2 separate regions of the Mus musculus genome follow, and region 1 is linked to region 2. The links are chromatin loops, found by intact Hi-C in ENCODE. Cell type or tissue: left cerebral cortex. All regions are shown on one strand. Each heading gives the region's core, and the rest is flanking DNA. Links, peaks and the distances in the headings are about the cores only.

Region 1 (15,884 bases), core at 3,785-11,784, 79 kb before region 2:
ACAAGGAGCCAGTTTAGTATTGGAAAGAGGATGGCTTTGACTTTGGAAAGGAAGCTAGTCTATGGAAATGGCTGGGCCCATGGAACCGCTGGCACATTTCAATTTCAATTTCAACCACTGGTAGATAATTTTGGAGTTGTCAGCATGTGTTTCTGATCATTGACACTAGTTTTTGGAGAGACAAATGCCAGCCTCACCCCCAGCTATCAGACCAAGTCTCACTATGTAACTTAGGCAGACCCTAAACTCATAATCCCACTTCAGACTCCCCAGTGCCAGACGTATAGGAAGGAGTCACCCTCACATCTTAAAAATACATTTTGAACTGCAAAAACCACCTCACTGTCCAAAGAAATTCTGAGGAGATTACTTATATAACAACTAAATAACAATAAGTATTTATCATTATATAATTACCTGTAATGGTGTCTCACCAATCTTAGCAACGGGAGTGTGAAGGGCTCGTATTTGTACCATGACACACAGTGCTAAATCTGGGAACTGGAAAATTATGGACCCAAAATGTCACAGATGCTAATAGATTGTCTCATTATGTAACAAACCAAATAGCTCACGAGAAAGTACAGTGATAATGATGAAGGCAAAGCCATAAAGATTTCTAATTAAAATGGAATAATAACAGCAGCTGAAGACACAGCCATGCGGGGCCATTCTGACGGTTCAGGAATAACAGATCCTTGCAAATTCCCATGCTTAGCAGCCTAGGAAGTATTGTCAAATGGAGGCTGAGCAAAGTGCTTGGTAGCTCTAAAGCCAGCTTGATTTCTGTTTAAAAACACCTTTCTTGGGAAACTCATTCTTATAAGAAGGGAGGACAGGAACTGCCCGTCATCTGCCTGTTAGGAAAGAAAGAGTGTGAGCTCACTCTCCAATTCTCCTTCCACCTCTTCCTGCTCTCCTTTCTCTGGTCTACAGTCTTCTGTAACCTATACGAGAACAGCATTCATAGATGGCGTGATGATCCTGTTATTTAGCTAGGCGATAACATGAGCGACAGTTCCATAAACACTTAGGTTACTGGGATCCTCAAGACCTTTGGTGCATCGAGTTACACTTGCCATGATACACCACGTGAGAACTGAGATGCTGAGAGCATTGACTCATTTAGAATAACACTAACAGGCCAGTGCATAGCATCTTAACGTAACACGTTAGTCAAAATAAGCTCCATTTTCCAAGAGAAGGTAGCGAGAAGACCAGCATTGCTGAGCCAGTCTGAAAAATCCGCATAGTGTCTGGTTTAGCAGAAAAGCTTGGTTCTCATATCTGCCGCTTCCTGCAGCAGGCTGTAATATTTGGCTGAAGCAAATGGGGCAAGTTTGGCCTCAGTATCTGGGGGAAGGTTTACCACCCCAATATTTGTCACTGGTCTTTGATACTTTGCTAAGAAAGAAGGTACCAGTGTCCCCAAAGTTAGTAACAGTGTGTGATATGAAATGCCAAAGATGCCTTTGTTCTCCCTTCTATTCAAATACATTTTTCTATCTTGGAATCTTTTTACCCATGGAAAATTTCTGTAACACCTTGCACTAGCCAAAGGGAGAACAATCATTTCCTATCAAGATGGCTGACACAAGTGTTGACATGCTTCATTAAAAATTATTGAGTATTTATCTTCAGCACTGATGACATCAGAGGGTATTTCACGCTGAGTGGAAGGAAGGCTGTCCAGCCTGTGGCAACATATACATAATTCCCACAATCCACTTTTCGTCTCAAAGCCTCCACTTTATCTTTGACAACAGATAATCTCAGTTGTTCTCCTCCAACTGGCAGGCTCACCTGGTCCTCTCCTGAGAAAGGGCAAGTCTAAGAATCTAGTGTGCTTTTTAGATACACCAAGAGTGTTCCTTGGGAATGTGACTAGTTTAGGGCACAAGTCAAATAATTACTTAGGATCTTTTATTCCAGACAGCTATGGGATTGCAGTACACAGCATATGTATTTTATGTGTGGTTCCTAATGTTGTCATAAGGGATATTAAAGCACATCATATTAATTTGAAAGGAATCACCAAGAGCAATTTCCCCTTCTTTCTCTGCATGCAGCAGCAGAGAGCAGGATGATCTGGTCAGGTGGACACGTGGCCACTGACTTGCTTGGGAGCCAGAGGGAAACCATGAGGGGGGAGAAGAAGGTGAAGAGGAAGAGGAAGTCACCATGAGTTAGGAGTCAAGAAAACAACCCTGAGGGCTGGCCAACTAGAGTTAAGAGAAGCCCGGATGAAACATAGCAAAAAATAACTCAGGATTGTTGATATGAAATAGATTTTAATAGCATAGAGGATAGACGTCTGCCCAGCTCTAGTGCTGATTAAGGTTTAAGGTCGTGAGTGTCTTTTACCTGGGAACTAAATGGCCAAAGGTGGGGTAGAAACCCTGGATTGGGATTAAAATTTTCTACAACAAAATACTGCTGTTTTTCACCTTCAATACAAACAACAGTGTCCGGAACATTGCAGATAAGTCTTTGGTGGGGCCATGACTGTTGTTTAGTGTTTGGACCTTCAGATTAGAAATTTAGGGGGAGGAGAACTTGATATTGAGCCAAAGCTTTGAGTATCCCCAGCAAGCTCTCTACTCACTGAGCTGTGTTCCCAGTCCAGATCCTGTGGGATGCTCATTATCCAGAGGCTCCAGATGTCTTACTTTCTAACCTTCTGAAGCAATAGTAAAAACTTCTTTCCATAAGTTCAGTGTATATAGACTCACCTTCTCTCTAAGATCTGTTTATAAGCCCACATCAACACTTCTGAGCTAACCTTGTCATCTGCGGAGATGTTTCTCAGTGAGGTCAGCCATTGTGCTTGGATCCAGCCAAAGCTGACAGCTGGTGCTCATCTTTCCTGTTGTGAATGAGGGCCCTTCATGCAGCTTAATTTGTGCCTTATCTTTTGAAGATTTTTTTTCCTAGTTAGTAGTTTTGCTGTTCAGAATGACCCAGAAGAAAACTATGAACTGCTTCACCAGAGAAACCATGTTGATGAGACAAAGCTCTGATCTGGCCTGGCTTGTTACTGTTGGCCGTGTTTCACATTACAAATGAAAAATGCACTAAGAAGTCTTTGAGCAGAAACACATGTAAGGCAAGCTTATGTGCTGATCAGTTGATGAAAATGGATCATTGAAGGCATGCAGGAACCCCACTCTGCCTGACTTGCACTGCTGCCGACTAAGCCGCGTGTTAACAAGTGAAAGCAAGTATCAGGCAAGGTGTCTTTAAATAACCACAGAAAGCAAGCTCATGTGCTGCTCAGTTGAAATGCTATGACCTTGAGCTTGCAGGAACCCGACTTTCTATTTCCCTCCGGGACAGTGATTTAGTCTAGAGTCAGTGTTCAGTGGTTATCGTGAGTAATAAAAACAGGTTCAGTGTTCCTACAGAACATGGCTGTCATGAGTAATAAAAATGGCTATCTAACATAACATGTTTCTTCTTGGCCATCCCTTCATTAGGAAGGATATGCCACCCTGTGCTTCAGTAACAGCATGCCCTCAATCTTAATGTCTGAGAGTGATAATGATTTCTTTACTTTTATATTCTTTAAAAAAACCATTATGTGTGTGTGTGTGTACGTGTGTGTGTGTGTGCGCTAAGTGTGGATCTACGTGTATATAATTGTGAACATATTCTTTTGAGGCAGGGTCTCTCCCTGAAACTGGAGCTCATAGTTTTCTGTTTTGTTTTGTTTTGTTTTATTTGTTAGGCCAAAATCCAGCAAGTTCTAACAACACCCTTGTCTCTGCTCCCAGAGTTAAGATTATAGCTGTGCACAGACCATACTGAGCTTGTTATATGGGAGCTGGGATTTGAACTCAGGTCCTCATGCTTGTGCAGCAAGCGCTCTCAAACTCTGAACCATCAACACTGCACTCAGAATAATTCCTTTCATTTATAGTTCCTTCTTCACATTGGCTGTTACTTCTAGGGCCTTATGCATGCTTCTTTCCCTTTGTGACGTGGGCTGGCTCAGATCCCAGTGTTTAAAGCACAAATGGTCACCCTAGCAGCCAACGTTAAAGTGTTCTTCTGCAGAGCACATTGTTTGAGCTGTTGTTTGGCTGAAGTCCTAGATTCACACTAAATTTCCAGAAGGGAGCTAAGAGCAATCCTACCTGAAGCTGTTAGGCCAACTGCCAGTCATCTAAGTAGGGTGCTCTCTCAGGTATGCTTCAGAGCAAGTAGTAGATTCAGCCTTAGTGATCTGCTCAGACAGGCGAAGTAAGGGAGGTAGGGTCACCTTAGGGATGTGAGCCTGAGCTACACACTGTCAGTTGTTATGGCTAAGATTCAAGTAAAGTTAAAGAGGGTTCAGGAAAGCCTAGATAGTTTGTTCATAACTCTTTTCCCATCGCCGGTAAGAAAAAAGAAATGCAGCTAATTAAACCAGGGCCTACCATCTACTATGAGGCTCATCTTCACTTCAAGATTAAAATGCAAAAAATACTAAAACCCAAATATAGAGGATGCTGGAGAAAGTGCTGAACTTTAATGTAAAATGTAATATAAACCATTCTAATTTGTGTTCATAGCTTGCTCTTAATAATGTTATCATCTCAAAGTATAATTATTATATCTATAAGCAGTCAATTTTGGGCAAACTTGTTGGTATGTTATTATCTCAGTTTTTTATTTTGGTAAAATTCACGTTCATCATTAATTATAAAACCTGTATTAATAAGTCCCATATACTATTCACTCACACACCCCAAGGGTAACACCTCATCTAACTTTAGTACAATGTCACTACAGGGTGCTGACATTGGCATGATGTCCAGAGCTTGTCTGTGGTGTATGTATCTGTGTAGGTCTATGTAACTACCACCCCCACCCAATATACAAAGTGCCGGTACATTTTATGCGACACTACAGTACATGTGACATGTAGGATCTCAGACTTTGAATTGATGACTCATATAAGCCTTGATCGTTGACATCTTAAAATTGATAGTCACAAGCTTGGTTCCCTGGACCACAGGAAGTACTTTGGATCATTTTGAGCAAGTAAGATTGGTGAAAATAGGAATTCTCTGACTGGAAACCCACAAGATATTTGTCAAAAACATGTTTAGAAGTCTGTTAATTTAGATTGAGATCACTGAGTTGGAGGGGAGTGCGAATGGCCCCCATAGGCTCATAGATTTGAACAATTTGGTGTTCAGTTGGTGGAACTGTTTGAGAAGGACTAGAAGGTGTGGCCTAGCTGGAGGAAGTGTGTCCCTTGGGGGTGCATTTAAGGTTTCAAAACCTCACACCAGGTCTAGTGTCTCTCTCTTTGCCTGCTGCCTACATATCAGGATATAAAGCTCTCAGCTACTGCTCTGGTACCACGCCTATCTGCTTCCTACTATGATGATAGTGGACTAATCCTCTGAAACTGTAAGAAAGCCTCCAGTTAAATAATTCCTTTTATAACAGCTGCTTCTGTCAATGGTATCTCTTCATAGCAATAGTACAATAGCCACGACAGAAAGTTTGGAAAAGAAAAAAATAAGGGGCGCATACGATGGCTCATCTTTATCTCTCTTTATTTTGGGGTCTCAGAGGAAAGAGGACATGAGTTTGATAACATGAATGTAATTTTAAAATGACTGTTACCTTCCAGTCTCACCGAGCGACATCAAGGTTGTACAATAGTGTACATTGCAGTTCACTCTCAGTGCAATGCCCATGTAGGGACTGCCTGCTGTCTAAGAGACTCTGCAATGAGCCCTTTCCCATGCTGCTTTGCTTGGTTGGAATACTGACTTCATAAGGTGGGATCCCATTATGGCTTGAATGTGAAATGTGCCTTGTAGGCTGATATGGTTGAAAACTTGGTCCCCTGCTGGCAACAAACTGTGGGAGTATTGTGAAACCTTTGGGAGGCAGAGCCTTGCTGGAAGCTCTGTAGCCTAGGAATACTTCCTATCTAACTGTAGGTACAACGGAGCCAGCTGATCTTCTGCTCTGCTGCCATGCTCCCCTCACCATGATGGACTGGTCCCTTGAACTGTAAGCCACACTTACCCTTCTTCCCTTATGTTGCTTTTTGCTAGCTATTGTTTTACAGCTATGCTCCCATCTTCCTTAGTTATTCTTTCTGTTGTTGTGATAAACACTATGACCAAAAGCAACTTGGAAAGGAAAATATTTATTTCATCTTACAGCTTGTATTTCATCATGCAGGGGTATCTGGAGGCAGATGAAGAAATGCTGCTTACTGGCTTATTCACTCTAACCTGCTCATCCTGCCTCCTTATATATACCAGGGCCTAGGGTTGGCTCCATCCACAATGGACCAGACCCTCTTGAATAATCACTAATTAACAAAATGTCCTCCTGAATGGAGAACCACAATTTTCAGTTGTGGTTCTCTCTTCTCAGATAATTCTCAGATAATTCTAGATAATTGTGTCAAGTTGACAAAACTAAACAGAGTTCAAATATAACCAGGACACTCATAGCTGAGTGAACTTATTGGCAAGCTGTAGACTGACTCTGTGTGACTCTACCCTTGTCATTTGACCATCAAGTGGCTATGCCATGTCCTACCTTAGCTCCCTTTACTCCTAGGTCTATATTCTTTGCCCTGGATAATTTCTTGATTGTGTTTTCTCAGCAGATCAGGGGTGTAAACCATGAAAACGTTGCATGTCCTCTTCCCTCGTCTGCCAGATGTCAATTCTCAGTGTGACACAAGGGAACGGTGTCTGAGCATACCTGACATTTCCACCTGGTGTTACGTCATACGTCAGTTGCTTTGATTTTCATCTCAGAGTCTCTTCTTTAGGACTGGGCACATGTACTTTTGTGGACTTCTGGACTCCCTGGGACATCTAGCTTGGGTGCACTGAGTGTGACTGGAGTGTGCCTTGGTCTTCCCAGGAAGTGAACAGAAGCAGGCATTGCACAGGGCAAATAAATGCAGCTACCACCAGGGGGCACTCTAACCTTTATGTGGTTTGTACCTGGAGGTACAAATGGCCCCATCACCTTCTCCACAGAGGAAGGTAGTTTCTCTGAGATTTACGGTCTCCTTTGGCTCAGACACTGCTTTGTGAGGATAAATCTCTGTGGTTTCTACATGCTATGGAATCCGTATGCGCTCTGCTGGCATATTGCAGTTGAAAAAAAAAATGAGCCTCTTGAAGGCATTCCCCCTTGTATCTTACAGTGATGGATGACTATGGCTGAAGCTGTCTTTTCCCAGAGCACAAATGCATTCCGTTGTTCTCTTTAGAACCCACTGTTCAATTGATTCCGACACTAAAATATAATAAGTGGTGTCAGGGAAAGGTTGGTGGGTGGTTTGGAATTGTGAGCCGAATCCTCTGCCTTCTGGCCCTTGCTGAGTTTAGTTAAATGCAGTGTTCAGGTGCCAGTCAGTAGCTCAGTCAAGTGGAAGGGGAGCCAGGGCTTGGGATTGGGGAGTGAAAGATTGTATTATGTAATGGAAACTACTTTTATCTCTAGCTGCCCAAATGTAACTGGCTTGAAATTCCTCTGACCAAGATTGTGATGTTGGAAAATGCAAGGTGATTTGGGCCTCACAGAAGGGATAGCCCAGCCGAGTCTGGGCCAGTGTGTTTGTAGTTTGTTCAATGATTTTCATATGCTGCCTGGGCAGCATCCTTTGTAATGAATCCCAGAGTGGAGGCAGGGCATGGATGGCTGAAGCTGGACAGTAGTGTGTATCTTGGTTCTGAGACAGGAGAGGCCAGGCTACCAGGCAGTGCTCCATCCCTTATGTGGGTTGACATATGGTGTGTTTGATATTCTCACCAAACTGACTATCAAGGTCCAGCTATCAAAGTGTTGAAGTCCAGCAATCAAAAGCCCCTTTGGTTCACCTAATTAACACATCCAACCAAAAATAAACACCTTATCCTAACATGGGGTTTCCCCTTGTCTCTTTATAAACTGCCATTTTCCTATGTGCCATGTCTGGGTCCTCTATCCAGAGCTAGCCCTTCGTCTCACTCTGGGTCAAGCACCTCATCCCTTTCTTCCTTTCTCCTTTTCTCCCCTCTCCTTTATTCCCTCCCCTTCTCTCTCTTGTTCGATCTCCTGCTTTTGTGCCTTATCCCTGCACTCTGCCTCCTGGGGCGACTAAATATCCTTTTACTGAGAACTTGGATTTGGGGGTCCTGGGCTGATGCTTTTCCTTTCAGAGGACATGGGCATTTAGTTATTTGTGGGCTGGCCAAAACAGACCCAATTTATCCAGTAGATAGATTTTGAAGAGGAAGAGATGCCCCCCTTTTTTTGAGGAAGAGATCTTAACACTGAGAAAAGTAACCATGAATGTTGAGGTTGGCCATGAAAGGCTGGTCCTGATCACCAATGGAGGCAATACAGCTAAATGTTTTTTACTTACAAGAAACAAAACAAAACAAAAACAGTTTACATTTGGAAACTTGTCATCCTGGTCCTTTAATAAGAAATATCTCTATAGCATCTTTGGTTCTTCTCCTGCGCTGACAGAGCCTATGTTCTAGGCAAAGAAGCACAGACCCCACACTACATTAGAGAAGTTGATTCTTCTAGAGGAAGAGTTTCTTCCTTGGTGCAATCGTGTATGTGCACATGCACATGCACACACACACACACACACACACACACACACACACACACCTGTGTACATGCGCATACACACATTCATACTTGTCAATCTACATTTTGCTTTCATAAAATTTTGCTTTTACCTTCTTTAATATGTGACATATATTGTCTCTTCCTCCAGTTAACAGTCATCATCAATTGCCCTACCTCCTATAAACAAAAAGAAACCCAAGAAACCCCATATGCCCATGTGCTCATACTGCCTGCTGGTACCAGGCCACGTTTCAGAAGACCAAAACTAAAACTCAACTGTGCTGGTTGGTTTCTTGTCAACTTTACACAAGTTGGAGTCATCTGGGAAGAGTGACAGTTAAGAAAGTTAAGAACACATGCTCCACTATGTTCATAGCAGCCTTATTTATAATAACCAGAAGCTGGAAAGAACCCAGATGTCCCTCAGCAGAGGAATGGATACAGAAAATGTGGTACATTTACACAATGGAGTACTACTCAGCTATTAAAAACAATGAATTTATGAAATTCCTAGGCAAATGGATGGATCTGGAGGGTATCATCCTGAGTGAGGTAACCCAATTACAAAAGAACTCACATGATGTGTATTCACTGATAAGTGGATATTAGCCCAGAAACTTAGAATATCCAAGATACAATTTGCAAAACACATGAAACTCAAGAAGAACGAATTCCAAAGTGTGGACACTTAGCTCCTTCTTAGAATTGGGAACAAAACACCCATGGAAGGAGTTACAGAGACAAAGTTTGGAGCTGAGACGAAAGGATGGACCATCTAGAGACTGCTGCACCCGGGGATCCATCCCATAATCAGCTTCCAAACACAGACACCATTGCATACACCAGCAAGATTTTGCTGAAAGGACCCTGATATAGCTGTCTCTTGTGAGGCTATGCCGGGGCCTGGCAAACACAGAAGTGGATGCTCACAGTCAGCTATTGGATGGAACAGAGCCCCCAATGGAGGAGCTAGAAAAAGTACCCAAGGAGCTAAAGGGGGTCTGCAACCCTATAGGTGAAACAACAATATGAACTAACCAGTACCCCCAGAGCTCGTGTCTCTAGCTGCATATGTATCAGAAGGTAGCCTAGTTGGCCATCATCGGGAAGAGAGGCCCCTTGGTCTTGCAAACTTTATATGCCCCAGTACAGGGGAACGCCAGGGCCAAGAAGTGGGAGTGGGTGGGTAGGAGAGTGTGGGGGGTATAGGGGACTTTTGGGATAACATTTGAAATATAAATGAAGAAAATACCTAATTAAAAATTGGAAAAAAAAAAAAGAAAGTTAAGAAAGTCTGTTCATTAGGCTGGCCTATAGGCAAGTCTATGAGGACATTTTCTTGAGTAATAATCAATGAAGGAGAGCTTGGTCACTGTGGGCAGGTAGTCCTAGTAGGAATAAAAACGGTAGTAAATGTGAGCCCCAGAAGCAAGCAGCATCCCTTCATAGTCTCTCTGTTTCAGTTCCTGCCTCCAGGTTCCTGGCCTGCCAGAGATCCTGTTTTGGTTCCCCTCAATGATGGATCATGATCCAGATGTATAAGCCAAATGAACCCTTTATTTCCCAAGCTGCGTTGGGTCTTGGTCCTTCTCACAACAATAGAAAGTAAAGAAGGATACCTGTCAGCCAGCTGAACAGTTACAGGGTCTAACCAGCAGCTGTATTCATGAGCTCTTAGGTATCCAAAGCTGATATTGACATCTGTAGCACCTTTTACTCCGGTCCCTACTAATACTCCAGGGCAGCTTCTTGGTAAATTATGTTGTCTATAGAAAGCCACAAGTAGTGGATTATATAAATGGATTAATAGTGATTTATTAAAATCCTACTTTGAGAGGCTCAACCCATAGACAAATGTATTCAAGCCAGATACTCTTAATAGGGGCTCTCTCCATAGAATAGATGGCTTACCTCCCCTTCCCCCCACATACTCCATCCTGCTTCCAGGAGCTTTCTTTACAGCAAATCCAGCAGAGTGGCAGGGACAATATCATCCAGGCACAGTATTGTCAGTGGGAATTATGAAAGTGTGTTTCATGCCCTCAGGAGTCCGCACTGGCTTTAGTGAAGCCCCACTCAGATCTGTGATCTCTTGGTGTGTTGTTTAAGGAATGATTGTCATTCCTTTAAGGGAACTCACAGAGACCTAGATCAAGGTGGTCCTGCATTCATGAAAACCAGTTGGGGTTCCTTGTTGAGGAGGGAGTATATTGAGCATAAAGAGCAGCCCTGGGGAAGCTGGTTCCATGCCTGTGAGTCTCCATTTCAAGATGTTAGCCGCTGAGCTAATTTCTCTGCCGTTCTGATCTTTTGTCAAGAACACCAGGAACACTTCAGACACAGGCAACTTTGATGGACTTTCAAACCTGCATGCCCTTTCTTTAATACTATATTACAACCAACCATCCCGTATAGACATACTTTTCATTTAGGAAGTGTCAACCATAGAAGCCACAGAGGAAAAGAAATCTAAAGGCTGCTGATTGGGAACCTAGAGCTTCAGGCATCCCAACAGTCAGTCCACGACAGGGAAAGATTGACAGGCAAGTCCCTTTGGGTTCCTGGTGGGAAAGATCCATGAATGTCATGCATTTGTGGTCATTTGCTGTCACCATGAGCTTTCAAGAAATTCAAAGAAATAAATGATTGACAAAATTCATCTAAAGGGTTTGTTAAGCTCGAGATATTTCCAAGAGACTTCTCTGTAATTATAACTTCTGTAGTGGTTTAATGTTTATGGTAATGGTACATGGTCCGGAGGTATTTCTGGTCCTAAGCAGGATAAGAATCTGCACCTTGTCTGTACATATATGTAATATGCAGCACAGCCTAATGACACCCACCTCTAAAGCTCTGATGGAGGCATCTGCCAAGAATTCTTATTCTCCTGCTCCACCCACCTGTCTGATGGACACCTAGGACAAGGCACTCCCAAACCTGAATGGGTGTCCTCCCTTGAATCTGTTCTTCCTGTAGGTCCATAGTCCATTCCTACCTTTGACCTCTGCCCTTGTAGAGATAGCTTCTTCCAAACCCTTAGCTCTGTTAGCTTGTAAAGTATTTTATAGCTGCTGAGACACATGCTTTCTCAGACCTCCTCAAGCACCCCAAGCCATTGAGAGGATACTGAACTCAAAGGTAAAGCTAAGTGAAGCCATTTTCAATTTTCTAAACTTGGTCCAGTTTTGTCCAAAAACACTGATAGAGATTGCCATGTGTATGGATGCGGTTCTAGCATGTCAAGGCCTGTGTGTAGCCAAGGAGAAGTTAGGGGTGGATGGAATGCAGGAAGGACTAGCACTGTGGAATCCCTCTTCCTGCTAGGTCTGTTTGTTTTATAAATTGATCACCAATATATTGTCCCGAGGACATGGACACCTTTAAAGGATGCACCTTGTTATTCAGAAGCTGGTGGCATTTCCTATGGGTCCCCTCTGACAGGTGTGAAACTTGTTCAGTATGTAGATTTGAGTGTTTCCTGGCTGCCTTGGTCCTAAAGAGGAGGCTCTCTCAAGAAGCAGCCTGAGAAGTATGTATTTGGAGTTGTTGCCTGTTAAAGTTTGGGCATCTATTGAATATGTATGTATGTATGTATGTATGTATGTATGTATGCATGTATGTATGTGTTCATGGAGGTTGCCTGTGTATGTGTGGGTGCTCATGCAAGCATGTGCCCATGCATAAGGAGGTCAGAAGACAGCTTTCAGTGTAATTCTTCAGGCACCATTCAGATGTACTTTTGGGACAGGGTCTAACTAACCTGAAAATCACAGATTGCTTGGCTAGGCTGGCTGGCCAGTGAGTTCCAGAGATCCACCTGCCTCCATCTCCCCTGCACTGGGGCTATAGATCTGCATTGCCAGCATGTTCTGCTTTTTACGTGGTTGCTGGCACTGAAGTTGTGCCTTTACGTTTGCAAAGCACTTTACCAACTAAGCTGTCTTGGTGCAGAGGACATTTTTTATGGTCTCCAGTCCTCTGATCCTTTGTATGGTGTGAATGACAGAGGAGATAATAGAAAGTCCATAGCACGCAGGAACTTCCAGTCTGTTTGAGACCCTGTGTGCCACTGACTATTAAATGACTTGAGCCTTGAGTCCTTTAAATGGTTCAACACACGTCATCACTTCTCACAAATGCCTTCCACCTCGAGCAAGATTAAATGAGTTATTTAATCTACTTCAAATTCAATTTTGTTTTTCTCATTAAAGAAAGCAGTGGAAGAAAGAGTTGAATTTTAATTCTTACTTTCATTTAGCATAAAGGCCAAGGACAAGAGGGTCACTCTGTACTATTGAACCCTGAGCTACAGTGCAGATCACTAAATGTCTCCATACGCTCCATATGCTCTAAACACACTTCAGTCTGTCAGTGCTACCAAGACTCACGAAGACAGAGATATCAAATCTGGGGCTAAGGGAGATGATGGTTGTCTTAGTTATTTTTCTGCTGCTGTGGTTAAACACAATGTGTACAAGCAACTTGATGAAGAAAGGGTTTATCTGACTTAAACTTCCACCTCCCTGTTCATCATTGAAGGAAGTCAGGACAGAAACTTAAAGCAGGCAGGAGCTTATAGGCAGGAGCTGATACAAAAGCCATGGAGGGATGCTGCTTACTGGCTTGCTCCTTCTTGCTTGCTCAGCCTGTTTTCTTATAGAACCCCAAACCTCCAGTCCAGCGATGGTACCACCTACAGTAGGCTGGCTTTCCCTATCAATCATTATTAAGAAAATATCCAAAGGCCTGCTTACACCCAGGTATTACAGAAGCATGTTACCAGCTAAAGTCTTCTCCTCACAGATGACTATAGTTTGTGTCAAGTTGACATAAAACTGCCCAGCATAATGACCTAAACATGATGATGGCAGCAGCTCAAGATTCTTCAGGACCACATCCTGTGCCAACATCCCCTATGTTTCCCCCTCTACCCTTGAAGTAATTGGGACATTGGAGGATGGAATCTGTGGAAACAGTTGCTGAAGAGATGACTTGAATAGCACTTGCTATTTATATGAAGGCTCTGGATTCCGTTATCAGTACCCACATGGAACCTTACAACTGTTAGAAACTTCAGTGTCTGGGGATCCAGCACCCTCTGTTGGCCTCTGCAAACACTAGACATGTGCTCAGTGCACATACACACAATAAAAACACTCATAGACATCAGTGAAAATAAGTAATCTTTAGAAAAACTGTAAGGGTAGAAAAGAGATGCAAGAAGAGAAAGCAGGAGAGGAGAAGCCCTCCCAGGTGTGCCTGCAGGCTTGCCTTCTAGGTGCTCCCAGCTCCTGTCAAGTTGAGAGGCAACGCTAACCTTCACAGTGGTCTTGTACCTTAAATTGGGATTCAGCAAGACAGTCACTTTGTTGGTGCTAAGTGTAGGCAGGGAGTCTGGTGAGCAAGAGCTCGGTGATGGGAGGGAAGCTGAGTCACACTGAATGCTGCTTGTCCTGTACTATTCCCCTCAAAGGGAGTGTCTGGCTTTTCTTCAGAAGCCCATTCTACCCCCTACTTCCATCTGACCAATAGAAGTTCTAGGATTACAGATGTATACCACTACATCTGATTCTACATGGGCTCTGGGCATTTGTGGACTACAGTGGCACTCTGTGGAGGCACAAAGCAGAGAACAGGGTTAGTTGCTGGAGGCCTAGAAGCTGCTCATAATTATCAGTCTTTGAGAACGAGTGACTGATTCCTCCTGCACTCTCCATTCTGTTTGTTACCGGTTTCGTCAGCACTGAGCTGCTCGGATTCCAAACAGAATTGGACAAATGGGAATCCCTTGCCCAGGGTGAAAATGAATGTACTTCTATGGAATCCAACCCTGTCAGGCAGCTTTGACACATTCAATCAACCACCAAATAACCCATAGAGATTTCAGACTCACAAATAGACTTCTGTGCTTTTACTTGATAGACTCTCGTCTTTTCGCTTTATGTGTTCTTTGCCCTGAAGAATATAAAATATCTGAAAATTGGTCATGTATATGGTAAACCCTCCAGTCAGGTAAGGGATATTCCCATGACAGATGTGGGCTTACAAAGCAATCTTCAGAAGTAGAAGAGAGAATGATTGGCTGAGGGCACTTGAAAACAGAAATACGATTCATTTGTTAGAATGTTTTCAAAGGTTATTTAGCAGGAGTTGTGAAGAAAAGCACATAATTGGTAGTTGCAACAAGCTTAAAAGACACAATTATTTTTAATAACATATCCATACCCAAACTCTTATTTAACAAATAAACAGAAGTCATAATTGCTCTTGCTAGAATTTGTCATAACAGTTTCGTAAAGTACACAATTAACCTTCATGACAGCCTGTGATGTGAGGTTTATTTTATTTTACAGAGGAGGAAATGTATCGTAGAGAGGGCATATGCCTTGCTTTAAGTCATTTGGCCAGTTAGCGGTGGAATCAACTGCACTGTATGACTCCTAAAATCCTTCTTGCCATGTCCATATTTTTTTTCTAGAAAGTTGTCATTAAATAGAATAGAAGAGAATTTCCTTTTTTTTAAAAAAAATTGAAATTATTTTAAAGTGTGGTGGGAGTGGGTTCATGCTTGCTCCTTGTACATGTGAATGCCAGAGAACCGTTTGAGAAGATAGAGCCCTTCTGCTCTTTTGCGTATGTCAGGCTAGCTCTGTGAGCTTATGGGGATTTTGTCTCTGACCCCCATCTCACTGTGGGAATGCTAGAATTTTCAGAGGCTCTGGCTTTACACTGGTTCTGGGTTTCTAAAGTCAAGCCTTCACATTTTCGTAGCAAGTGTTTACCCACCGAGTCATATTCCCAGGCCTAATTTCTTTATTTTTGTTGAGTGGTGATAGTGGCTCAAACAATTGTCTTGGCAAAACCTTAAGGTCTGGTAATGTATACCATTCTCTCTCACCTTGCATCGTTCATTTTATCCCAGTATCTGTTGTTCAAAGACTGAGAAAACCCCATGAGAACCCAGGTCAGAAGAAGGCCGGTATCCCCCCACCCCCAACACCTTTTAAGTTTATCCACCAACATCACTATCTAATTGGGAAAAAAAATCACGAAGTGTGCCTAGTCTTATTTTTTTTCTTTTCTATAATGAGTTGTCACGATTCCTTAAAATAGAAGATAAATGTCTCCTAATTGAATGTGTGGATAATGGAGTGTGTAATAAGGGACCATCAGGGACTCAGGACATGAATAAGCAGTTTGATTCCCCAAGAAGAGAAGCAGTACTGTGTACGTCTCCTTTTGTCCACGGCTCACACTACAGACACATGGAGCTGGTAACAATGGCC
Region 2 (15,884 bases), core at 2,739-10,738:
CTTTCCAGTTAAGGGCCAAAAAGGGGGAGTGGGTGGGTAGAGGAGTGTGTGTGTGTGTGGGGGGGTGGGGTGGGTATGGGGGACTTTTGGGACAGCATTGGGAAATGTAAATGAGGAAAATACCTAATTAAAAAAAAAAAAAGAAACAGCCTTTCTACCCAGATATAGCTGTCTCTTGTGAGACTATGCCAGGGCCTAGCAAACACAGAAGTGGATGCTCACAGTCAGCTATTGGATGGATCACAGGGTCTCCAATGGAGGAGCTAGAGAAAGTACCCAAGGAGCTAAAGGGATCTGCAACCCTATAGGTGGAACAACATTATGAACTAACCAGTAAGTACCCCGGAGCTCTTGACTCTAGCTGCATATGTATCAAAAGATGGCCTAGTCGGCCATCACTGGAAAGAGAGGCCCATTGGACTTGCAAACTTTATATGCCCCAGTACAGGGGAACACCAGGGCCAAAAAGTGGGAGTGAGTGGGTAGGGGAGTGGGGGGGAGGGTATGGGGGACTTTTGGGATAGCATTGGAAATGTAAATGAGGAAAATACCTAATAAAAAATTAAAAAAAAAAGAAAGAAACAGCCTTTCTGGGGAGTCTGACTTCCCAGATGTGATGAGACCTGCCTACTGGTGGGAATATGAGTTCTTTCCATGTATTCAAGGTCTGGAAATGACCTCCTGACCTGCCCCTCTCCAGAATTTCTTTTCTCTTGCTATCAGATAGTTTTCTCTCAAACAGATGTAGGTCAGAAACCTTGAGGGGTCTCCTGCGGTCAGCTGACATGTTCTATTTTTACAGTCCCCACTCTTCATGAATTCTGTCAATGACCTGAGTCATTGCCACCTGAGTCCTGCCTATGTCTCCTGTGCTAAGTGAAATCTCTGACTTTCCTGAGTGGTGCAATCTGAAAGCCCCCTCATGTAGGGAAAATTGGGATGGTCTTCTCTCATTTTTCCTCTGTCAGGGATCATAGGCCTGTGTTGCTGGATGTACAATGGGGGAAAAACCCTATAGTGTCACAGCTTTTACCTTTTTATTTTTTTATTTTGCTTTGGTTTTGTGTTGTACCATGGCTGAGAAAATCTGCTTTCTCTTCTCCCCCTTTCTCTGTCTCTCTGTCTTTGTCTGTCTGTCTCTGTCTTTACATATGTATGTATGTGTGCATGTTCATGCCACATGCAAATACGTGTGTGTGTGCAGGTGCTTGTGAAGGTCAAAGGTGAGTTGTCATTCCTCTGTAGCCATCTATTTTGCTTTTGGACACATCTTACTAGCCTGGGCTTTACCAAGTAGGCTAGGGCAGCTGGCCAGTGAGCCTCAGTGACCCACTTGTATCCATCTTCCCATTATGGGAATTATAACTACATATTATAATGCCCAGCATAAAAAAATAAATTCTAGGGATCCAACTCAGATCCTCATGTTTTCAAGATAAGCGCTTCACAAGCTAAACCCTCTCCCCGGTGCCTTTACTATGGGCTGTGATGAAGACTTTCAAGTGACTGGGCTCTGTCTTAAGGATCTGAGAAATAAAAGCACTTAAACACTAAGTGCTCAGGCTTCATGATGATTTGTTTCATGGAGTGAAGAGGTCACAAAAGACCAAAAGGTAGAGAAACAAAAGCTTTCTTCTCCTGGTTATCAAAAGGCACATGGCAGTGTCACCCAACATCTAGCCCAGCTGACAAGATAGCTTTGACTTTGAGCCAGATCAAAGTCTTAGGAATCCTGGTTTGCTTCCTCAAGTCCTGGCCTCAGAGCGATTTTTTTTTTTTACTTTACTTTATTTTTTATTTTTTGCTGGAATAGCATGTTGGTGACTCCTGCTGTAACGTAGACTCGAGCAATCCAGGTCAAGCAACTCAAGATGATCATTCTGTTTCCACTTCAGACCTTTCCCTCCTCCACTGTCCATGGCTAGTTCAGAAATCTACAGGCTGTCGTATTTGTCTATGTGTGGTGCTGGGAATTAAGCCTAGGACTGCTGAGCTGCACCTCTGGTCCTGGCAGGACTATACTTTAAACATGAAGCCGTGGCCTGAAGTTCTAGACCCATCCTGTCTCCACAGGACCCAGTGGAAAGCAACAAAAACACCAGTAGAAACCACTCACTCCATTGGGAGAACTGGTGTGCAAAGAGTGGGGGAGGTGTATCAGCTGGCCAGGCCAGGATCACTGTGTGTGTGTGTGTGTGTGTGTGTGTGTACCTCAGTGGAGGCAGAGATGGAACAAAGGAGACTGGTGTGGCTGATCCCTGAAAAGCCTCATTCATCTTCGCCACAGCTGTGTGAGACACATGAGCCCCATTTTTACTTTGTTCCAAAGAGAAAATTCTGACAGGCTCAGAGAGTTGATGCAAGTGTCACAACTAGTGCGGATAGGAGAACTCTGGCCTCGTGATGTCCTACTCTGAAGTTTGTGTTTCTCATGTGGTGCTCAGGAGGAGAAAAGAAAGAGGCAAGGTTCCCCTCCTGACAGCAAATGCCAGAGAGGTGACCCAGGAGTCCTCATAGACACAGGGTCTGATGGCAGAGGCCAGGTCAGGGTCTCCCACTGCCCTCCTTCCCCAGGCATGATTCTTGGTCTTCTCTGTTTGCCTGGAACTTTCATCCTTCTAATTTTGCTGCCCCAGTTTCTTCTCCTGCAGTGAGCATAGGAAGTGAAGGGAAAACACTCAGGCTTGCCTTAAAATATCTACCAACCAGCAGAAAACATGAGATAGTTTAAACATAGCGTTTTAGAAGTTTGTTTTCCAAGGAGGTGATAGTATTTAAAAGCTATAATGTTTATGATGTGTGAAAAGAAAGTCAAATTCTGTCATGCTGATTCTACTGTAAGTAGTCCATCTAGAATTCTAGACAGCTCTCACAGCTTTAGCATAGAGTTCAGCAAATTATTTCTAATAGTAAATGTGGTAGTTTGGTGGCAGGCTACATTTGATTTGCGAATTGAAATTGCTAACCCTTACTTTAGGTGCTGTGTAGAATGATCTAAATAACTTTGGTGCTATCTATCTATCTATCTATCTATCTATCTATCTATCTATCTATCTATCTGTGCATGTATGTGTGTATATATACACATGCATATATTATATATGTAAATTTATTAATAATAATAATACATCTATATACACACATGCATATATATATATACACATGTATATATATATATACACACATATATACATATACATATAATGTTCTATGTTAAAATATAAACACCAGGGTTGCTAAGATGTCTCTGCAGATAAAGGCTGTTGTTGGCAACTTGACTACCTGAGTTTGATCTCTGGAGCCCACATGATGGAAGGAGAGAACTGGCTCCTGCAGACTGTTCTCTGACACACCCCACCCATACAATAAAAACATAAATGAAAATAATAAAATTATGTAACCAATACTAGTAACTCATATGTACATATCTTCTGGTAGTTGGACAGTGGATCACGAGACTATAATTACAATTGTGGACAAGTTCAATACTGGACAAGTTCAATATGGAGGCATGCAACTTAAATTCCATGTGGAACATTGTAAGAGTCCAGGTACTTGATATTATTGATTTTGGCTTATGAGGGCTTTATTCCTTACATGATAAAGATGTCTTTTGCAAGTGCTAATGAGGGAGGCTGCAGAGATGGCTCAGCAGTTAAGAACATTTGCTGCTCTTGCAAAGGATGTGGGTTCAGTTTCCAGCACCCTCATGGCAGTTCACAAGCATCAGCAACTGCAATTCTGGCGGGGGCCTGGCCTTCTCAGGCACTGCGCACATCTGATGCACATGCTTACATGTCATACATGTAGGGGAACATTCAGACACATGAAATAAAAATAACTAAACCTCATTTAAAAAGGAGAATACTAGGGAGGAAGACACATATTCTAAAGTCTAGTCACATGAAACCAAATAAACTCAAAATTACAGAATTCTTACAAAACAAAGCTTGAAATTGTGTTAACATCTCTAGCATAAATAAATTTATATATGACTTTCTTATATAGTTGTAAGATAAAATAATAAAATATATAACCAGATTCCCCTATGAGCCAGGAACTGCTGGGAACACAGCTGTAAAGTCAGGCTCTTATGCCTGCTCATCCTCTGGTGGGGCAGCTGGTCAACATCTACACAAAAGCGTGAATGTAAAGAACCCAACAGGGGTGTTCAGAGATGGAGACCATGTGCCTCTTGTAAGTCTGGGAGGATTTTAAGGTTCAGTGGGAAGAGTGAAGCATGGGCTAAAACTGGGTAAGAAGAAGATGTTTCTGGCAAAAAGACTTAACAACTTCCAAATAGTAGTTATTCAGGTCAGGGGAACCTAAATAGAGCCCAGCAGTCTCTCTCAGTTGAAGAGACTGGAATTACAGCTAGAATTTGAGGTCACAGTCCCTGAGAAGCAGGAGACAACACAGAAATAGCACCAAAAAGTTGCTTCAGGTCTCCTTGAGTCTGGCTGAAAACCCACTTGTGCATTGCTGGGTTGTAGAGTGGCTGGCCAGGAAAAGAGCAGTTCCTGATTGAGCTGTGAGAGGAATGGTTCCTAGCACCCTCGAAGGGCCATTGTCCCCTCAGACCTTCAACCATGTGGAATGTAGAGACCTTGTTGAGTTTGCGAGCAATTCAGTAGAACCCCTAGAGGTCATCCCTTTGAAATGTGTCTAAAGTAGTCTTCAGACCCAAACCTCAGACTCATCTCACTGCAATTATAAAAACAACCTGAAAGAACCAAATTCTTCGTTAAGTAGTTTAACTGGCTAGCAAAACAAAGTTCAATGTTCTTTACAAGACTATAAAAAAATTAGCAATGGATAATGTAACATTTACAATATCTAGTACCCAGTCAGAGATTATTAGACATCCAAAAAAATCCAAAAGTCTGACTCATGATCAATATAAATGCTGGTTAATAGTGGTGTTCATTGAAATGGTGGAACTAGCAAACATGGACTCTTACAAAGGCTACCACTAATCTTGCAAATGTTTTGTTTCCCCTTTGAAGTCCTTAGATTTAAAGGGAGCCATCAGCATTTTGGAGAGATAAATGGATGATCTATGAAAAAAAAAAAAGCTATGCAGAATGATTGGGGAAGGAACAAAAGGAAGTGGACTGGAAACTTTACTGGGTGTGATCAGCTGCAGGCTTGATACTACAGAAGGCAAGATCATTGAGCTTCCCCCCAAACTCAGGATGAGAGAAAAAAAAAGTAGAGGGATCAAGAGAGAGGCAAGTGAGAGACTACACACAGGAGACAGAGAGCAGAGTCTCAGTGATAAGTCTGACAATGGTAAGAGTCTAGTGCATCATGAGAGCCTCAGAAGGGGGAAGAAGGAAGAAGGGGAAGAAAGGTATAAGGAGATCCTGGCTCCAATGTTTACAGTTAATAGAATATGCAAAGAACCACCTGCCAAGCATATATATTCCCCAATGGTAGTGCACAGGATAGATCAGCCAGGGTGTCCCAATCCAGGGAAAGTGGGTTATTTTCCTGTGGTCACCCTATGCTGATGCCTGAAGCATCCACCTTTCTTTCTTAGGGCCAGGGTTACATCAGCACAGTGCTTGACAGAAGACATCTTGAGCTTGGATTGTCTCTTAAAAGATAGGAACACACCCTGGCAAGCGCCGTCTGTACTTGTTTTGGATTGTTGTGTAGCAGGTCGGTCTGACAGTTGTGCAGACTACCGGTCCTAGTGTGTGTTAGATGGGTCCTCTGTACAGAGAAGCCCTCACCATTCTGAACAGGTGTCAGCTTCTCACCAGATGCTTAGGGACCACGTCCAAGGTAATTGAAGAAATTTAGTTTCTTGTTGCAGGACCAGAGTTTCCATTTCCTTGTGGGTAACAGGCAAAGATCAACTGCCAGATGCCATTTATAGGGTCTTGCCATGTGGCTCTAGCCAGAGAGACTAGTTTGTCCTTTGAGAATTACTTATTTATATTTACTTATGTGTATGTATCTGAGTTAGAATACGTGCTTCACATGCATGTAGGAACCCTCAGAGGCCAGAAGAGGACGTCCGATTCCCTAGAACTACAGTTCCAGGCAGTTGGGAGTCACCATGTGGCTACTGGGAACCCAACCTGGGTCATCGGAGAGATCTCTGGTCCCTTGTTTGCCCTTTCCAAGTCGTCTGGAAAATCTTTCTGTATTGAGTCTCTCTTGACTTATTTACATTTCACATGTTAAGTCAGGCCCACCTGACATAGTCTCCATTTCGACTGATTCGGTGACAACAAGTTAGTAACCTCTGTATCACCAGTGACACTATTTTCTAATATGACATAGTTTAGCCATAGGAGCTGGAGCCTGCTCTGTCTGTAGCTACTGCTCAGACTCACGGAAAGGTAAGTATGCAAGGTGTTTGTTCACATAGAAGGTAGGAATCTTAATGGCTGTCTGAGTTCTTTGCTTTCCAACTAAGTCTCAATTATTTGTTTACTTAGAGAAAAATAAAGGAGGTTCTGGGACAGGGTGGAGTCCACTTGTGATCCTCATGAGGAAGGGCTTCATGTTTTGCTCCATGGGACCTTGTACTTAGTCCTGACACCGGATCGGCCTTGAATAGAGATACTTTAGGAATCTGTCATAAATAAATGATGAACAAAAGCTCATTAAATGCATCTTGGGTGCAAACGGGAAGTCAGGGAAAGTGACAGTTACTGCATAGACGATGTCTTCTCTGACTCAGTGCTAACAGTTGACTCCCTTGCACGCTCAGGCTTTTCAGTGATGAGCAGACAGGCAGCAGGATGATGGACAGTTAAGTACCAACTCTAGTTTGCCCAAGTGAAGCTACAAAGCAGAAGTTGCCTGTTTGATTATCCTTTTTGTTAATAGGATTCCAAAATAGTGAAATAATCTCAAGTCCAATTCACATCCTCTCTCTGTCTCAAGAAGACAACACAAAAATTGAATAGCTTCAGCAAAACCCACAATTTGGAAATGACAATGTGTCTAAGGAGCAAATAGAGCCGAAGGAAAATGGACAGGATAGTTTCTCAAAGCGTATAGCAAATAGCTTGCTGCTTTTTATGGAAGGCATGAAGCTGTTCTGAGATGAAGCAGCCTGCAGCCAAGAGCAAGGGACAGAGTGGGCACCTGCACAGGGGCCCAGATGCCTCTAACTCAGCCATGTGCTTACAGGAAGTTTGTAAAAACTGTGATTTTAGCTGCAAATATGTTCATCTTTTCACTGATTCATCCTGGGTGCCACCAGCCTCTCTGCACTGTTCTTTGCCCATTGGCTTCTCAGGATCCTGCTCTGTCCTCTGCCTGACATTACTCTCCAGTCCCTGAGTAACTCAGCCTGTTGAGTGGCAATGAGCCAGGTTAGACATGCAGAAAGGTTTCCATGGGTGTACGGGAGGGACACGTTCCCTGGGACATGGCAAACTCCGATGGCTTTCTCGTGTATACCACTGTCCTAGGGATTCAGGAGTGCAGATGGGAAGGTTCTCCTAAGCAGTCTCAGAATAATGGCTGCTTGTATTGGGCTGTGAAATTTTTTTTGACACTTTCGCAAAATGATATATATGAATTACAACATTAACTCTTGTGTGGAATCAGCAGAGTGACAATTATGTGCCAGCTCATCTATGGGCACATATGCTTCATTCTTCCAAGAATAATGGGCTTGCTGCAAGAAGCAACTTTAACTGTCTTATTCCTATCCTTGAACATGGTCATGTTCTGCCCATGTCCACTGCCCCTGGCTTGCTTGAACGTACACAAGGACTGCAGAGGTGGCTTACGGTTTCCCAGCTTCCCTGCTTTCTCTACAGTTATTTCAGCATGTGTGGTTGCTCCACCCAGGGAAGGAACGTAAGCATGTTAGCCAGACTTTCCATCCCTGTTAACCAGCAGCCAGCATAGCCCAAATCACATAAGCATACAGGAGAACAGAGGCTAGAAGGTTGGCGATGTGGGGGATTAGCTAATGGGTACAGAGCAGAAAACATTCTGGAAACTGATAGTGGCTATATCAGATACTTTTCAATTTCTGTGACAATGCACCATGACCAAAAGTAACTTAGAGAAGAAGGCTTATTTGAGCTTACAGTTCTAGGACAGCATGATGGCAAGATCTTGATGGCAAAGAGAAGGAGGGGGAAGAGGAGGGAAAAGGGAGAGGAAGAGAGGGAGGGAGGAGGGGAAAGGGAGAGGAAGAGAGGGAGGGAGGAGGGGAAAAGGAGAGGGAGAGGGAGAGAGGGAGGGAGGGAGGGAGGAAGGGAGGGAGGGAGGGAGAGAGGGAGGGAGGGAGGGAGACAAAGAGAGAGGGGGGGGCTTGAAGCCATAAACTTTCAGTAGCCCCCAATCCTGCACCTGTGATATACCTCCTCCAGCAAGGCTCCACCTCCTAAAAGCTCTGTATACTTCCCCAACAGCTCCACCACTAAGTGCAGGCATTGAAATACATGAGCCTATGGGGGGCATTTCTTATTCAAACCGTAGCAGTGGTAATAATGGCTGAATGCCATCATGGGGAATCTTAATAACTTTTAAAAATGGTTGCAATGGGAGTTGGGGAGATGGTATAGTTGATGGAGTGCTTGGTTGTATTAGCCTGGGGACCCGAGTTCAGATCTCCAGGACCCATATAAAACCTCTTTATGTGCTATGGTGAAGGGCTACAAACAGGTAGATCCCTAAAGCTCCCTGGCTAGCCAGGCTAGCCCAACTGATGAGCTCAAGGCTCAGTGAGAGAGCCTGTCTCAAAGCATATTGAGGAGGATGATTAAGGGAGGCGTGTAAAGTTGATCTCTAGCCTCCATGGGTATATGCACACATGTATACCAGCACACACATGAAAAAGTGTGTGCACACACGCGCACACACATATATAACTGCAATGGTGAATTTTATGCTATATATGTTTTACCACCATAAGAAATCATTTGAGATGGCAACATTAAGCCAGTGTGGAGCTTCTGTGTATACACCCTTGGGTAAACACACAGGTCCCACACACACTCACAAAGCTGGCCTTCCACTCACTTGTGCTTAAGGTACATGAACTCTAAGCACACATCTTAATCCTCCATTGTAGGTTTTTCCGGTGGGTGGTAAGATACCCAAGGGCAACCTACTGACTGGGTTTATTTCTTATTAGACATGCTGGTTGAATTCAACCCTGAGCTAAATCGGAGCTTATTCAGGATATGATTTTTTTTAAAAAGCTCATCCTTATTAAAAATAAAATTTGCATACCTCAATATTCATGGATTTTAAATAGAGCATAGTTCATTTTGTTTGGGCAGATGCAGACAGTGATGAAACCAGCACTAAATTGTGATCTGAGACATTTCCACCAACCTGAAGTTTCCTGTCTTGTGCTCTCAGAAACCTCCTGCCCTCCACCATGACCCAGGTGTGGTCTCTCACCAAACATGAAACTTCTTGATTCAGCCAGACTGGCTTAATAACAAGCCCCAAGCCACTCCTATACCCATCACCTGGGCCCTGGTATTACAAATGGACAAGGCTGCTGCATACAGCTTTTAATTTGAGTCCTGAGGACACAAAATCAGGTCCTTATACTCATGTGGCAGGCACTTTATGCCATGAGCCACCTCCCAAACCTCAAGTATGTTCGTTTTATCATCACCATGACAAAATGCACAGCAGAAAGAATTCAGGAATGGCAAGATTGGTTTAGTTCAGGTTTCAGAAGTCTTGGTTGATCATGGAAAGGGCATAGCAGAGCAGAGACTCACATAAGGACACCCAGAAAGCAAAGCAAAGTGATTAACAGAAGCCAAAGACAGGATATAGCCCTTGAGGACACCACCTCTGTGACCCACTTCCTCCAATCAGTTCCCCACCACATGACAATCTAGCCATATTTTATATTCAACACTAGATTAAACTCTTTAGTAGGTCAAGCCCTCATGATTTAATCATCCCTGGAAATGCTCTTGTAGACCTGCCCAGAAGGGTGCTTACAAATCTTCCAGGAGCCTCTTCATCTAGTCAAGTTGACAGTCAAGATGAACCATCACTCCAAGTTTCCAGGGCAACTTCTTATCATCATCGCCAAATCAATCTTTCTCTCTTGAGACAGCAGAAGGCTGGATGTTTTGGAGTCCTGTTATAGGCAAGTTTGCCTTTTAGTCTGGCCTGAATTAATTCTGAAACTGCCCATCAGCTTTTAATTTCTCCATTATCTGTTGCTTCAGAGAGCTCACCACTGCATTGTGGCTTTCTACACTATAGATTTTCAGCATGATGCCTTCAAGTAATGCTGTCGTGGACTGCAATACAGTTACATGCAGAAGGAGCTCAAGATGAAGTTTGGTGCACAGTAGGAACTCAAGAATACTTCACTATAGACCACACTATTGCTGACATTGTTACAAACAACAATATTAAAAATGACTATTCCTTGCTGTGAAGATGGAGTTGTGGTAAACCCTTTCTTCTGGGGTTGCCATGGAAATCATATAATACCTCAGAAGCATTTAGCACTGCTCGGTTCTTGGTAAGCCCTCTGGAACACAGCTGCAATCATTTTCTTGTGAAAAACCATTAAGGACCAAATTGTGCCTCCTCCAATAAGTAGAAGGTATCTCTCCCCCTAATTCTCAAAAAACTTGAAGTCAGGTATGAAAAGGGCTCTCTTTAGATTGCTTTCTGTAAATCTGGTTTTTACACACACAAAACCAAGACAAGCAAACACCACTCAAGCAGCTACTTGCTTAAGATGTCAATCTCTGCTGCTCAGGCCAGAGGAGGAGTTCCATGCAGGCAGATCAGTGAAGGGCTTAGAATAGCCCTTATCTTCCTCTGTGATTTAGACTTTTGTCTTTGTTGCTTTGAATGCAGAAAAACAGCAACAGTTGAGTTACTAGTCATAGATTGGAAAGGGCTATTGAACTCTCAGAACTTTCTGGGATATTCCAAAGTCAAAGTGACTTCGCTGTATTTGATTCTCATGTAGTTCCCATTGTAAGGCTGGGGGGAGGAGGCAGTCACTGGGGAAAGCAGGAAGTGGTACTAAATGATTACTGGGAGAAAAATTTCCTCTTGGTACAAGAAACAGATTCTGTCCCTAGAGCCATAGCCATCATCTCATGGAAAGTAAGGAGAAAGTAGAAGAATAATAGCAGACATGATAGAACATGGTGGAACATGATGGAAAAAATACTTAAGAAATCAGGGAATATCACCTGAATACAGACGTTTAGTTAAACTTGACCTTGTAGCAGGGTCATTGACATACCCGCACTTTGAAATGATTCTGACCAACATGCCTGGTACTTGTATAGAATTTTCTAGTCAATCGTTCTGTTCTTGGCTGCTGTCATTTCTACCTGTTAACAGACTGGAGCTATCTTCCCCGGTGGGAAGATAGAAGAACTGTGTTCTTTGCAGACCACTTTTCATTAGGTAGCTGCGGAAGAGCCTGAAGACTTTAATGTGCCTGCCTCCAAGAGGACGGGTGATGGAGATGATTACCCCTCTGATTCGATGCCTTCCCAAGCTGGAGCCCTGCCAGTTTCTACCTTTGCAAAGAAGGTTGAGGGAAACGCAAGGAGAGGCTGAACCTCACCATCTTCCTTCAGATCCTAACAAGGGAACAATCCCCCATTTGCAATCAGATAAGGGGAATTATCTCGGTAATAAAAGTCAATTGAGAATCTAAATGAAAAAATCTAATGCTTTTCATGCTGATTTATTTTAGATTAGGAAAAGCTAAAGCAGAAGTAAACACGAAGAGACGGAGCATGGAGACAGAGTCATGGTGGAGAGAGAAAGCACAGATTTGAGCGATTATAGGTGCCAAGGTTGCATTAACCAGAAAATACACTGTCTGACGTTAATTACTGTTGCAAAAAGACTTCAGGAGATTGAAAACAAATATGTATCACCGGTAAAGATCAATCATGCATCTGAGAGCCCTTGCTAAATGGTGGTCCAAGATGACCCAGCTACCCCACCCCATGTACTGCCTGCCCCCTAGTGGAACTTTCTTTTTTTTTTTTTTTTCCTCAAATAATTTATTATTCTTTCTATCAATTTCATTCCACTGTTGTTCTTTACTTTCTTTTTTTTTCCATTTTTTATTAGGTATTTAGCTCATTTACATTTCCAATGCTACACCAAAAGTCCCCCATATCCACCCACCCCCACTCCCCTGCCCACCCACTCCCCCTTTTTGGCCCTGGTGTTCCCCTGTACTGGGGCATATAGAGTTTGCAAGTCCAATGGGCCTCTCTTTCCAGTGATGGCCGACTAGGCCATCTTTTGATATATATGCAGCTAGAGTCAAGAGCTCCGGGGTACTGGTTAGTTCATAATGTTGTTCCACCTATAGGGTTGCAGATCCCTTTAGCTCCTTGGCTACTTTCTCTAGCTCCTCCATTGGGAGCCCTATGATCCATCCATTAGCTGACTGTGAGCATCCACTTCTGTGTTTGCTAGGCCCCGGCATAGTCTCACAAGAGACAGCTACATCTGGGTCCTTTCAATAAAATCTTGCTAGTGTATGCAATGGTGTCAGCGTTTGGATGCTGATTATGGGGTGGATCCCTGGATATGGCAGTCTCTACATGGTCCATCCTTTCATCTCAGCTCCAAACTTTGTCTCTGTAACTCCTTCCATGGGTGTTTTGTTCCCAAATCTAAGGAGGGGCATAGTGTCCACACTTCAGTCTTCATTCTTCTTGAGTTTCATGTGTTTAGCAAATTATATCTTATATCTTGGGTATCCTAGGTTTGGGGCTAATATCCACTTATCAGTGAGTACATATTGTGTGAGTTTCTTTGTGAATGTGTTACCTCACTCAGGATGATGCCCTCCAGGTCCATCCATTTGGCTAGGAATTTCATAAATTCATTCTTTTTAATAGCTGAGTAGTACTCCATTGTGTAGATGTACCACATTTTCTGTATCCATTCCTCTGTTGAGGGGCATCTAGGTTCTTTCCAGCTTCTGGCTATTATAAATAAGGCTGCTATGAACATAGTGGAGCATGTGTCCTTCTTACCAGTTGGGGCATCTTCTGGATATATGCCCAGGAGAGGTATTGCTGGATCCTCCGGTAGTACTATGTCCAATCTTCTGAGGAACTGCCAGACTGATTTCCAGAGTGGTTGTACAAGCCTGCACTCCCACCAACAATGGAGGAGTGTTCCTCTTTCTCCACATCCACGCCAGCATCTGCTGTCACCTGAATTTTTGATCTTAGCCATTCTGACTGGTGTGAGGTGGAATCTCAGGGTTGTTTTGATTTGCATTTCCCTGATGATTAAGGATGTTGAACATTTTTTCAGGTGTTTCTCTGCCATTCGGTATTCCTCAGGTGAGAATTCTTTGTTCAGTTCTGAGCCCCATTTTTTAATGGGGTTATTTGATTTTCTGAAGTCCACCTTCTTGAGTTCTTTATATATGTTGGATATTAGTCCCCTATCTGATTTAGGATAGGTAAAGATCCTTTCCCAATCTGTTGGTGGTCTTTTTGTCTTATTGACGGTGTCTTTTGCCTTGCAGAAACTTTGGAGTTTCATTAGGTCCCATTTGTCAATTCTCGATCTTACAGCACAAGCCATTGCTGTTCTGTTCAGGAATTTTTCCCCTGTGCCCATATCTTCAAGGCTTTTCCCCACTTTCTCCTCTATAAGTTTCAGTGTCTCTGGTTTTATGTGAAGTTCCTTGATCCACTTAGATTTGACCTTAGTACAAGGAGATAAGTATGGATCGATTCGCATTCTTCTACACGATAACAACCAGTTGTGCCAACACCAATTGTTGAAAATGCTGTCTTTCTTCCACTGGATGGTTTTAGCTCCCTTGTCGAAGATCAAGTGACCATAGGTGTGTGGGTTCATTTCTGGGTCTTCAATTCTAGTGGAACTTTCTGTGTTCCCGAGAAATGATAGTTTAGTGTTAGAAAGAGATGCTGTTCATCTCTAACAACATCCATCATTATCCTAATGATAAGACCCAGCCCCAAACCTACCCACTTGGTCTTAGGTTTTTTGGGCTACAAGTAGACTTGGGATAGTCTTTCCTTTGCTCTGATGACTAATCACTACTGGCAACTTGACTGGATTTAGACTCGCTGTATACTTATGTCATACGTTTATAGATGGGTGTTTCCAGAAGGGTTTAAGGGAATAGAGTAGAGCCACCCAGGATGTGGATGATACCATCACATGGCCTGGAGAACCTAGTAAATGAATTAAAAAGGGGAACAAGAGGACCAGTGATTCTCCTTTGTGCCCTAGTCCACCCACCGCCTCACCTTACTTGCTCTTGGGGGTTGGAGATGAGGTAATGCGAAATAAATGGCTCATATTCTGGGAGCAGGTGAGAAGGCTGCAGCAAGCTTGTCTATGAGTTCTTGGGGACACCCTTTATACTCTCCACCCATGTCCCATTGGTTCCATGTAAGCATGTCTTTCAAGTGGCATTTCCCAATTGGCTGGCACTGTCTGTGTCACCAATCTTTAGGCTCTCAGGCAGTCTTCAATTAGGTACTCATGCAGGAGTTGCCTCTGTGGCTTCCTACCCGCCAACGTTTGTGTGCAGGCAGCCACTGCTTTACCAGTGAGGTCCGCTGTTCTTCCTACACAGTCTCATCCCTGTCTGCTTTGTGATTGTGGATGTGATGTGTTCAACCACCTCACGTTCCTGCTGCTCTGTCTTCCTTGCCATGATGGGCTGCATCTCCTCCAACTATAAGCCAAGATAAGCCTTTCTTCATCTAAGTTGACTTTCTTAGCATTGTGTCACTCAATGAGAAAAGTGACCACAACACATACTTGTCTGGAGAGGCAGCTGAGGAGATGGGATGTAGCAGCTGGGTTATATTTAAACTGGAGATTCCCAACCATTTTTTCTACCCTCTTCTCCTCTGTGGTGTGAGTTTCAGTGTCCAAATTGTTGGCTTGATGTTTGCAAAACTGAGGAATTGTCACTGAGTCTATTAGGCAAACATACATCACACACCTGTGGACATAGTATCCTAGCCACAGAAAGGGAAGTTGGGGTCCTAGAGTGCAGGGATGCACTGAGTGTATGAACTAGGCTAGGGGTTGCTTCTGACTTCGTGTTAGTAGGCCTGAAATCATCCACTCTGGGAAGATCTGTTTGGGTACCATCTGTAGGAAGCACAGAAAATTACTTAGAACCTGAGAAATGAAAGGAATTGTAATTTTGCATGGTTTTACCATTGTTTAGAATAACAGTTTCAAGAAGTAGGGCTTCTAACTAAGCAGCAGCAATAATGGACATATGGTGGTGTTTCCTGCTATATTCATGGAGGATCACAGACATTTCTGCATGTTCTCTTGCCATTCATTTGTCCATTTGTTTACTCACTCACTTGTTCTGCTTGTATTTTGGGGGGGCATACGAAGGACCTGGGCTGTTGTAGATTTTGTAATATAGATGTAAACAAAGAACTGACTGATTAGGGGTTAGCTATCATGGGGAGGAAACGGAGCACACACTGATAAATACATTGTATATCTTACATAGTTAAAACAGAACTCAGGAATGTCTGTAATGAAAGCAGCCATCGGGGGCTGCTCACAGGTGATGACTAACATGGCAATGCTCAGATCTCACCTCTATGCAAGACTATGTGTGCTTAAAGTATTCAAGATTGCTAAGAACTTTTAACAAGACATAGTCAGATTAGCTGAGCATTTGAGGTTGCTTGTGACATGCTGTAGTATATAGATGAGCTGCATGCAGTAATCGGGACCACAGGCACTGTCTTAACAGTAACAGATGCCTGGGTTCCATTGCACACAACGTGCTGTGACCTACAGAGCTATTCTCTGATGTTGGCTAATTCAGATACTTCTGACATTTTGATGCTATGAACTACTCTACTCCGGAAAAGCTCATGAAAACAAATGGCCTTTAC

Evidence for each region. Hi-C counts contacts between places; a loop is a spot of excess contacts. Peaks named below come from ENCODE experiments on the same cell type or tissue, not always from the same donor. Only the 100,000 strongest peaks of a DNase experiment are listed, where the experiment ranks them.
Region 1: a loop joins it to region 2, with 2.5 times the contacts of the local background. A loop is called at or near these places in 6 of 42 quality-filtered maps.

The regions. Positions count from the first base shown.
Region 1 is chr7:134,557,577-134,573,460 of GRCm38, reverse strand. No RefSeq gene overlaps it. Among named protein-coding and RNA genes, the nearest start is that of Dock1, 110 kb to the left of the region's middle. In left cerebral cortex, for the core only: a CTCF peak has its summit at 6,949 (motif pointing right); DNase peaks (open chromatin) are centred at 6,938 and 7,291.
Region 2 is chr7:134,477,867-134,493,750 of GRCm38, reverse strand. It overlaps a transcript of D7Ertd443e not described here. Among named protein-coding and RNA genes, the nearest start is that of Gm35970, 75 kb to the right of the region's middle. In left cerebral cortex, for the core only: no CTCF peak of the experiment used is centred there; DNase peaks (open chromatin) are centred at 4,376 and 7,451; H3K27ac peaks cover 241 bases.